Linked DNA regions of Homo sapiens: region 1 is linked to region 2. The links are chromatin loops, found by intact Hi-C in ENCODE. Cell type or tissue: endothelial cell of umbilical vein. All regions are shown on one strand. Each heading gives the region's core, and the rest is flanking DNA. Links, peaks and the distances in the headings are about the cores only. Region 1 has its middle 49 kb from the start of MAGI2. Region 2 has its middle 290 kb from the start of MAGI2.

The links. Hi-C counts contacts between places; a loop is a spot of excess contacts. Peaks named below come from ENCODE experiments on the same cell type or tissue, not always from the same donor. Only the 100,000 strongest peaks of a DNase experiment are listed, where the experiment ranks them.
Region 1: it touches region 2 in a loop (24-fold over the local background); 4 of 110 quality-filtered maps call a loop at or near these places.

Annotation. Positions count from the first base shown.
Region 1 is chr7:79,499,710-79,505,096 of GRCh38, reverse strand. No RefSeq gene overlaps it. Among named protein-coding and RNA genes, the nearest start is that of MAGI2, 49 kb to the right of the region's middle. In endothelial cell of umbilical vein, for the core only: a CTCF peak has its summit at 2,756 (motif pointing left); no DNase peak of the experiment used is centred there.
Region 2 is chr7:79,738,669-79,744,055 of GRCh38, reverse strand. No RefSeq gene overlaps it. Among named protein-coding and RNA genes, the nearest start is that of MAGI2, 290 kb to the right of the region's middle. In endothelial cell of umbilical vein, for the core only: no CTCF peak of the experiment used is centred there; no DNase peak of the experiment used is centred there.

The DNA.
Region 1 (5,387 bases), core at 140-5,139, 240 kb after region 2:
AAAACAAAAGTCTCCTGCCTTTGTACACCCCTGCGAGCCAGGAGAGGGAGACAAGAAAGGTCTAGAAGTGGAAAAGTACTGAATGGTGAGTCAGAGTGGAGAGAAGTGTCTTCAAGCCCTCCTGATAAGCGGTGTTGGTGACAAAGGCCTCTGAGAAAGCATTTAGCCAAGCCTGTTCCGCCACCCACTCCCACAACAAGGAGACCTCCAAGTGGAGGCATTTGGGTTAGAAATACAGAAATCTTAAGAACCTTGGGGTGGGAAGGAGTGCCGAGTTCTTAACTGCAACTCCTTCCAGACTGCACAGAGTCTCAGACTGCGGGGCAGCTTTGCTCCATGAGGCCTGCCAGGTAAAGGCTGTGTAACTGTCTATGTTTTCACCAAAATATCACACATAAGGTTTTTGTTTTGTTTTGTTTTTTGTTTTTTTGAGACGGAATCTTGCTCTGCTCACACAGGCTGGAGTGCATTGGAGTAATCTCAGCTCACTGCAGCCTCCCCCTCCTGGGTTCAAGCAATTCTCCTGCCTCAGCCTCCTGAGTAGCTGAGATTACCAGTGTGAGCCACCGCACCTGACCTACACACAGGTTTTGCTATGGAGCCAGACTACTCACAAACAATCATGTGTGAATTATCCTATAAACCAGAAGTGAGGAATTATTTTCTAATCATAACCCCAAACCCAGAAGCAATATGAGAAAAGACAGACACATTTGGTTACACAAAAATAAGATAAAACTTTACATAGAAAAATATACCATGAGCCAAGTTAAAGGACAATGAAAAACTGAAAAAAAAAGATTTATAATGGTACAAAGTGTTACTATCTCAATGTATAAAGAACTTCCAAATGATAAAAATAAACATTAAAAGAGCCAACAATGTGATAGAAAAATGAGCTAGAAAAATGAAGAGACAGTTAAAAATGCCAATGACTCCTACCCATATGAAAATATGCTTAGTATCATTCATAATAAGAGAAATGCAAATTAATGCTACATTGATATGTTTCTCACATACAAGATTGGAAAACCAGAAGCTTAACGATATAGTGTGTTGATGAGACTATGAATAAACAGGTACTGTCATTACTCACTATTCAAACTGTAAAATAGTAAAATGCCTTGAACCAGATATTAGAAATATTCAGCAAAATTGAATATATATTTACCCTTTGAGCAAGCAATTCCACTTCTATGAACACAGGTGTAAACTGCATGGGCCTACTTACACTCAATTTTTTTCAATAAAAGTTACACCTAGTATGCCTGCCTCTTCTGCTTTCCCTTCCACCTCCTCCACCTCTTCTGCCTCTGCCACTCCTGAGACAGAAAGACCAACCCCTCCGCCTCCTCCTCCCCCTTCTCCTCTTCCTCAGTCTACTCAATGTGAAGATGATGAAGATGAAGACCTTTATGATGGTCTACTTTTATTTCATGAATTGTAAATAAATTTTCTCTTCTTTATGATTTCAATAATATTTCCTTTAGCTTACTTTAAGAATATAGTGTATAATAAAAATAATATATAAATATGTGTGAAATGACTGTTTATGTTATTTGTAAAATTTCTAGTCAACAGTAGGCTATTAGTAGTCATGTTTTTGGGGAGTCAAAAGTTATAGGTGAATTTTCAACTGCATAGGGTGTCAATGCCCCTAACCCCTGTGTGATTCAAAGGTCAAATACAGGTATATGTAGTTGATGTATATATATATATATATATATATATATATATATATATATACACACACACACACACACACACACACACACACACACACACACACCATGATACATAGTTGATGCTCCTAACACAGGAGTTAGGGTCATCAACAGCCCATACAAACATATATACATATATGACCTTTGACCCTTGAGAGAGAGATAGAGAGAGAGAGAGATACTTTATTTAGTCTTACTCATATATATATGAGTAGAACTGTATAAACTTAGGTATATGCACATTATAGGGTACTATGCAACTTTGCAATGGAATTGGAAATATCTATATATAATACTATGAAATAATATCCTAGATACCTTGTTAAATGAAATGCTAAGAGCAAGTCTGGCAGATAATCCTCAAGTATCTGTTCCATCAGGTGGCTGAAGAGAACTAGGTCACCCATGGTTATATCTCCTTCCCAGGTAAAAGCGGCATAGAAAGACCTGTCTCCCTTCCCTCAATCAGAGTATCTCTGGAGGGTCAATCCATCTTCACATCTCCCCAGAAGATCAACTGAGGCTTCTGTTGAGACTGGATTGAGTTCTTGTTCTCTTTCTGGAAAATCTTGCTTCTTTCCCTTCCGCTCCAGAGGTGTTGATCCCCCAAAACCTAAATAAACCACCTGTATACTAATCTCCATCACAGATTCTGATTCCCTAAGAATCTAACCTGGCACAGGTAGTACCAGGAGTAACTCAAGAAAGCCATACTTGGATGGGAATTTGAAGCTGCTTTGCTCCCCACCACATGGCAATCTGTAAGTGGAGTACAGATAATCCCTTTCACAACTGGGCAGCACAGTTGTTGAAACAATCGTGGAGTACTGGGGTGGCATACCAAAGGATGTGAATGCCTTAGCTGGCACAGTGTAAAGCTGCTGGAGAAATACGGAGAGAAACTGCAATTATAAGAATAGTGGAATTGAATGGTTTTTACTAAGCTCACTCTGAGTAAGATAATATATAGGCAAGTGTGATTAATTAGCAATTAAAAAACTAACTGTGAAAGCCTTAGTGCCTCCTAGTGGTATACAAGAAGGCTCTCATCTTCCAGAAGTGAACACAGGACAAAGTCAAGATTTAATTATCAGATTAGCCTAGCTGCAAAGGATGAACTCCCAATTATGGCAAATATATGCTATTTCAAGGTTCAGACCATTTTGGGGAAACAATGGGACCTTGAGGCATCATGGGTGTATCTAGGCTGATACTCCTGAAAATTCTCATAATGACAAGTATAAATGGTCACCAGTCTCAGTCTTTTCCTAAAAGGACCTGCAGTCATTTACTTTGGTAACTGCATGTTAGGAAAAGGAAAATACTCAAACATTTTAGAAAGTACTGGAACAATAGTCAAGACATGTTAAAAGATGATATGAGCAGATATTTCACAGAGTGGGATAAACAGATGGCAAACAAGCACAGGAAAAGATGCACAATATCATTAGTCATTATGGAAATACAAATTAAAATCAAAATTAAATATCACTATACATCAATCAGAATGGCTAAAATAAAAAAATAGTGACAACACCATATGCTGACAACTATGTAGAGAGACTGGGATATAAAGTTTTACAGCCAGTCTGGAAAACAGTATGGCAGTTTCTTAAAGAACTGAACATGCAACTACCATATGATTTACCAATTGAATTCTTGGGCATTTATCACAGAGAAATTAAAACTCATGTTGACACAAAAACCTTTATATGAATGCTCATTGCACCTTTATTTGTAATAGGCAAAATCTGGAAACAACCCAGATATCCTCCAAAATAATTAAGCACGCTGTGGTATAATCAGATCATAGAATACTACCCAGCAATAAAAAGAAAGACTATCAATACATGCAACAACCTGGATAAATCTCCAGAGAATTACAAGGAGTGAAAAAAGCCAATTCCAAACATATAATATCTGTTTCCATTTACACATTATTACTTAAATGTCATAATTACAGAAAAGGAAAACAAGAGTTAAGGAGGAGATGGAGGTGGAAGTAAAGTGGATGTGAGTTTAAAAGGGCAACATGAGGGATCCTTGTGGTGATGGAAACATACTTGATCTTGAGTGAATCTATGTCAATATCCTCATTTTTCTATTTTACCATAATTTTGCAATAGCTCACCAATGAGGGAAACTGTACAAAAGGTATACAGGATCTATGTCTATTATTTATTACAATTTCATGTTAATTTACAATTACCTCAAAATAGAAAGTTAATTTAAAAAAGGTTTCAGGCTGTGATGTAAGCCTCTCTGCAGATGTCATGATATTAGAGGTTATCACTGGTGGGAAAATACATGATGTGGAGTTCATGACTTTTCCCAATCAGAGAACTATAACTCAGATCATAGGGGTCCTGTAGCAAGGTCATGGGATATGAAGCATTGAATTATAGGCCTTTTGGGAACACCCCTTGGTGTACAGCTAGGACCTGGTAGAGATAGCATGCCTAATCATGGAAGACTATGTGACTGTGAAGCCAACTTTGATATATTTATACAGTGCAACAATACTCAGCAATAAATACAGAATGAACTACCTACACAAAAGAATATGAATGAATCTCAAAACTTTTTGCTGAATGAAAGAAGACTGACACAAAATAATACATACTGCAAAATTCCACTTAAGTGAATTTCTAGTACTGAAAAAATAATTTTTAGTGTTATAAATTAGATTAAGTGTTGTTTGGGGTTGAAGTAAAAACAGACTAATTCTAAGGAGGCAGAGGGAGTCTATGGGGTGGTAGGAATGTGCCGTATCCTGCCTTGGGTAGTAGTTACATGGATTTTTACATTTGTCCAGGCTCATTAAACTGGACAGGTAACGTGTGAGCATTCTTTTGCGTGCAATAAAATTGTTTAATAAAAGGACTCAAAACCAATTTGAATGAGCCCCCACTGGCAAAAGACAGGAGAATTGGGGCATTGTCTTAGTTTTTGTGTTGCTACAAAGGAAAACCTGAACATGGGTAATTCATAAGGAAAAAATATTTGGCTCATGATTCTACAGGCTGTACAAGAAACATGGTGACAGCATCTGATTATGGTGAGAAATTCAGGCTGCTTCCACTCAGGGCAGAAAGGGAGGGCCGGGCGCGGTGGCTCACGCCTGTAATCCCAGCACTTTGGGAGGCCGAGGCGGGTGGATCATGAGGTCAGGAGATCGAGACCATCCTGGCTAACAAGGTGAAACCCCGTCTCTACCAAAAATACAAAAAATTAGCCGGGCGCGGTGGCGGGCGCCTGTAGTCCCAGCTACTGGGGAGGCTGAGGCAGGAGAATGGCGTGAACCCGGGAAGCGGAGCTTGCAGTGAGCCGAGATTGCGCCACTGCAGTCCGCAGTCCGGCCTGGGCGACAGAGCGAGACTCCGTCTCCAAAAAAAAAAAAAAGAAAAAAAAAAAGAAAGGGAAGGGAGCTGGTGTGTGCAGAGATCACATGATGAGAGAGCAAGCAAGAGAAAGGAGGGAGATGTCAGGCTCTTTTTAATTACCAGCTCTCGTGGGAACCTACAAATCAAGAATGCACTCATTATCATGAGGATGACACTAAGCCGTTCATGAGGGATCCATCATTTGAGCCAAACACCTCCCCTTAGGCCCCACATCCAACACTAGGAATCAAATTTTAACATGAGGTTTGGAGGGAGGCTG
Region 2 (5,387 bases), core at 323-5,322:
TTGGGTCAACCTGAATATCACTGCTTTGCCAAATGGAAAGAAACATAATGTTAGCTACATAAGAGCTTAGAAATGAATACTAAAGTCAGTGTATATAAAAACTTGAAAGATACGGGTGAAAAGAGAAACACATAATAAAAATGCTTTTAAAAATAATGAATATAAATGAACAATTTAATCACTTAATGAATGTAGAATAGAAACAAAATAAATCCCAAGAAAGCAGACACTCTCCCACCAAAAAGATAAAGCAGAAATTAAAACAGTCCAGGCCTCGTGGCTCACACCTGTAATCCCAGCACTTTGGGAGGCCGAGGTGGGTGAATCACTTGAGCCCTGGAGTTTGAGATCAGCCTGGGCAATATGGGGAAATTCCATATAAACAGAAAAAATAAGAAATTATTAGGTTAGCATGGTGGCATGTACCTGTAGTCCTTGTTACTTGTGAGGCTGAGGCAGAAGGACTGCTTGAGCCCATGAGGTCAAGGCTGCAGTGAACCATGATCTTGTCACTATACGCGAGCCTGGGCGACAGAGCAAGACTCTGTATTAAAGAAAAATAATAATAAGTAATAATAAAAAATATAGTAATACAAAACTAAAAACAATTGATATTATCAATAAATACTTGCCTAAAATATAGATGAATCTTTAGACAGGAAAAAAGTTTCATAGGTAAAAAAAGAACAAAAATAATTTACTCACATTTAGTATAAGGAAATATGAAATCAACAATCAAATAATCATACAGAAAGAGAACAAATGTAGTAACAATATAGGCAAATGGAGAAATTTACAGATGCTAACCTACAAAGATAGTTTAAAAAGTGAAAAACTGTTCAATTTCCTTAGTGAAATTTGAGACACCCTGCTAAGTGGTGTCAATCAAATTAACAAAAATAAGAAAATGCCAATACACAAAAGTAGAAATAGTGTATACTAAACAGTAGAGAAACAATTTTAACAAAACCCAAAGGATATTATTCAAAATCATACAAATTTGAATAAAACATCAAACATGAAATAATTTCTGGGAAAATGAAATAATTCAAAGCGACTCAAGGTAAAATAGAATAATTTTTAAAAAGTAAGTAAAAAATGAAATGCTTTGAAAGTACTACCTTGAAAAAAAGTCATTTTATAGAATTTTAAAGATACCATGGGAACAATTACATCTCAAATAAAATAAAAATTTCTACTATTAAGAAAAAGAGGAAAATTGTGCTAATTTGTTCCACACAGCTATGAGATCTCTAATGCCGTTTTGATTATGATGGATTTTCTAGTATCAAATGTGCCAGCTGACATAAATAAATAAAAATGGCAAAATATATTAAACCACACTTTAGACATTGGAGAAGGGCAATCCAGGACTCTAGTCCTTGAGAGAAAAAACCTAATGAAATTAATCTTCCCTTTGCCTTAGTTTTTTGAGAAACTTTTTGGACAGTAGAATGGGCTGGGGTTTGGGAGAAACCCAAGTAGAGCATACGTCTCTTGCTGGGTTGAGGCATAAACGATTAGAGTGCAGGGAGACTGCAGGAGATGAAATTTCTGGTGCATAATATCAGCAAAGGAGGAGCCACATGAAAAAAGAGCTCCAGAAACCTGCATGGGATTCCCCTTGACAAAAAATAAAGGACACATGTATAATGATTCTCTGCTATGCTGAGTAAAGAACTACCAGGAGGCTATACACTGAACAAGTTCCTGATCATGCACAGGGCTAAGAGAACTTGAGATTCTGAACAGCCAGAATAAAGAGGCCACATTGGACATCATGGAAATTCAGTAAAGACCACAGAAGGTCTGTCTTTCTAGTCAGGCGAAACTAGTCCTAAATTAAAAGCAACCCTAAACTCACCCTAAAATCATGGAGAAATGAGGCTCCTGCCAACAGCTATGTGAGTGAGCCAACTTGGGAGTGGATTCTCTATCTCCAAACAAATCTTTAGGTGATTGGAGTAATGGCCAACATTTGATGGCAACTCCATTAGAGACCCTGAGACAGAATTTCTGAACCATGAAAATGGAAAGAGATACAAAATGTTTATTATTGTTGTAGCCACTAAACTTCGGGGTAACTTGTTACACAGCAATTGATAAATAAAACAATTATTTATCCAGCTACCTTTACTGCTGTGTCCAAAATGTAACACCAGAGGCCAGTGGTCATCTCCCGAACTGTATCATCTCCTAGGTGAACCAACCTAGGGGTCCACTGATTTCACTGTACCCCTTCCATAGATTGAAGAATCTTTTTGTCCTATCAAGAAAATACAGGAGCATAGGTATAGATTTGTCTTTCCTACAAAAAAAGATTACGTAAGAACCACTGTTAATTAGTCACTTGACAAAATGCTTATCCTGGATATTTTACACAATATTGTATTCCACCTGGAGACGCAGTTCATGGCAAAGAAAGTGTGTTAGTAATCTCACATCTACAGAAACTTGTCTTTCATCATTACTCATCATGTAGAAGCAGCCATCTTGATAGAGCAATGAAATAGTCTACTCACGTATGATCTCAGCTAGGAGACAATACACCATGAGGCTGGGCATAAATTTGCCAGATCTGGTACATCTTTTGAAGCTGCAACCAATATATATTGCCACTCTCTCCATGAGTAGGGTACAGAAGTCAAGATGGTGATGTGAGTACTGTTATTACTGAAGTTTATATATAATTGAAAAAAAAGTTCTTCATCTTCTCACAATTGGTAGACTTGGACCAGTCTTAGTGGAAGAATAATATTCCAAATAAACAAAATCAGGTTTCTAATGGAGAGGGAGATGAGTCTGCCCCCTGATCAATTTGCTCTCAGAATGTCTATGAAATAACAGTTTGAGAAGGAGAGTTGTTAAGGTAACATGGAAGAAACAATGTTAACTTAAAATATAAAACATTTCTTATTTCATCCTTATTTTATGAATATTTTATTGTACCTCGTGAACAGAAAAGCATGTGGAGACTGCAGCAGCTATGTTTAATGTTTTCAAAGCACTTCTTTTTTCCCTCCCCACCTTACAAAAAGTACCAGTGAAACTTAAAGTTTCAAGTGGGAATATGACTGGAGTTATTCCAGGACTCCACAATTACAGTGAGGCTGATGAGACGATGATTTTTTGTGCATCTGCTATGATAGGGAAGTGTTCTCAAGCAGGCAAAAGATATGAGTAGATGGTAAGGGGCAAAATGGGTGAGCTGTACTCTCTGCTTTGTACCCTTCTCCATTCTGCTTTCTACACCAAGAGGCTGAAAAATAAGAAATCTGCTTTCCATTGGTTTCAGCCAAACCACACAGAAGATCCAAGGTAGAGGGGAGAAAGAGATGACAACATATATTTCCCTGATTTCTGCTGCTGACGGTCACACTGAGCTGGCCATGTCCCTTAGTCAAATGCCACTACCTCTTTCAAAATGGCCAGCTTTACACAACTCTCCCTCTGTAAGTTCTTCAGACACCTTCCTTCCTTATTCTTTCTGGCCTAGAGAACAGTTGTGTGTCCGGAATTGGTGGGTTCTTGGTCTCACTGACTTCAAGAATTAAGCCGCAGACCCTCGCGGTGAGTGCTACAGCTTTTAAGGTGGCTTGTCTGGAATTTGTTCCTTCTGATGTTCGGACGTGTTAGGAGTTTCATCCTTCTGGTGGGTTTGTGGTCTCGCTGGCTCAGGAGTGAAGCTGCGGACCTCCACGGTGACTGTTACAGCTCTTAAGGTGGCGCGTCTGGAGTTGTTCGGTCCTCCCGGTGAGCTTGTGGTCTCGCTGGCTTCAGGAGTGAAGCGGCAGACCTTCGCGGTGAGAGTTACAGCTTGTAAAAGCAGCGTGGACCCAAAGAGCGAGCAGTAGCAACATTTATTGCAAAGAGCAAAACGACAAAGCCTCCACAATCTGAAAAGCGACCCGAGCGGGTTGCCACTGTTGGCTCGGGCAGCCTGCTTTTATTATCTTATCTGGCCCCACCCACGTCCTGCGGATTGGTAGAGCCCAGTGGTCTGTTTTGACAGGGCGCTGATTGGTGCGTTTACAATCCCTGAACTAGACACAAAGGTTCTCCACCTCCCCACCAAATTAGTTAGGTACAGAGTGCTGACACAAAGGTTCTCCAAGGCCCCACCAGAGTAGCTAGATACAGAGTGTCGATTGGTGCATTCACAAACCCTGAGCAAGACACAGGGTGCTGATTGGTGTGTTTACAAACCTTGAGCTAGATACAGAGTGCCGATTGGTGTATTTACAATCCCTGAGCTAGACATAAAGGTTCTCCAAGGCCCCACCAGACTCAGCAGCCCAACTGGCTTCACCCAGTGGATCCCGCACCGGGGCTGCAGGTGGAGCTGCCTGCCGGTCCCGCGCCGTGCGCCCGCACTCCTCAGCCCTTGGGTGGTCGATGGGACCGGGCGCCATGGGGCAGAGGGCAGCGCTCATCGGGGAGGCTTGGGCCGCACAGGAGCCCATGGAGGCGGTGGGAGGCTCAGGCATGGTGGGCTGCAGGTCCCGAGCCCTGCCCCGCGGGAAAGCAGCTAAGGCCCCGGTGAGAAATCGAGCACAGCGCCGGTGGGCTGGCACTTCTTGGGGACCCAGTACACCCTCCGCCGCCACTTGCCCGGGTGCTAAGCCCCTCATTGCCTGGGGCCGGCAAGGCCGGCCGGCTGCTCCGAGTGCGGGGCCCGCCAAGCCCACGCCCACCCGGAACTCCAGCTGGCCAGCAAGCGCTGCGCGCAGCCCCGGTTCCCACTAGCGCCTCTCCCTCCACACCTCCCTGCAAGCTGAGGGAGCCGGCTCTGGCCTTGGCCAGCCTAGAAAGGGGCTCCCACAGTGCAGCGGTGGGCTGAAGGGCTTCTCAAGTGCCGCCAAAGTAGGAGCTCAGGCAGAGGAGGCCGCGAGACGGAGCGAGGGCTGTGAGGACTGCCAGCACTCTGTCACCTCTCAGTCGTAAGGACTGTTATGCTGCAGGTAACTGCTGATTCCCTTACTCTTTTACTTTTGTAGTTAGTTCTTTTAAATAAGCCTTCTCTGAGTTCTGTTTGAATGTACCATCTTATTGGGATCCAGACTGATACACTAGGTTAACTGTTAATAGCCAGAAATATTTAAGTTAAAGATAACTCTATCAAGAATCATGAAAAAATAAGTTGATCAAAGTCAGGTACCATTACTTGGAACTCTTGGTTACACAGGATTAAGTATCCAGCAGACATTCAGATGGTAGTGCTGATTAATTAAATGATATTTTTTAAAAGATAAGATTATTCTTAATTCTGAGATGTGATTTTCAACTTTATAAATAACACTTCTAAGAAACACTAAAATATTCTTTGCATAGAAACATAAAAACTGCCAGGTGATAGATGAAGAAACAGTACAACAATTTATCTCTGA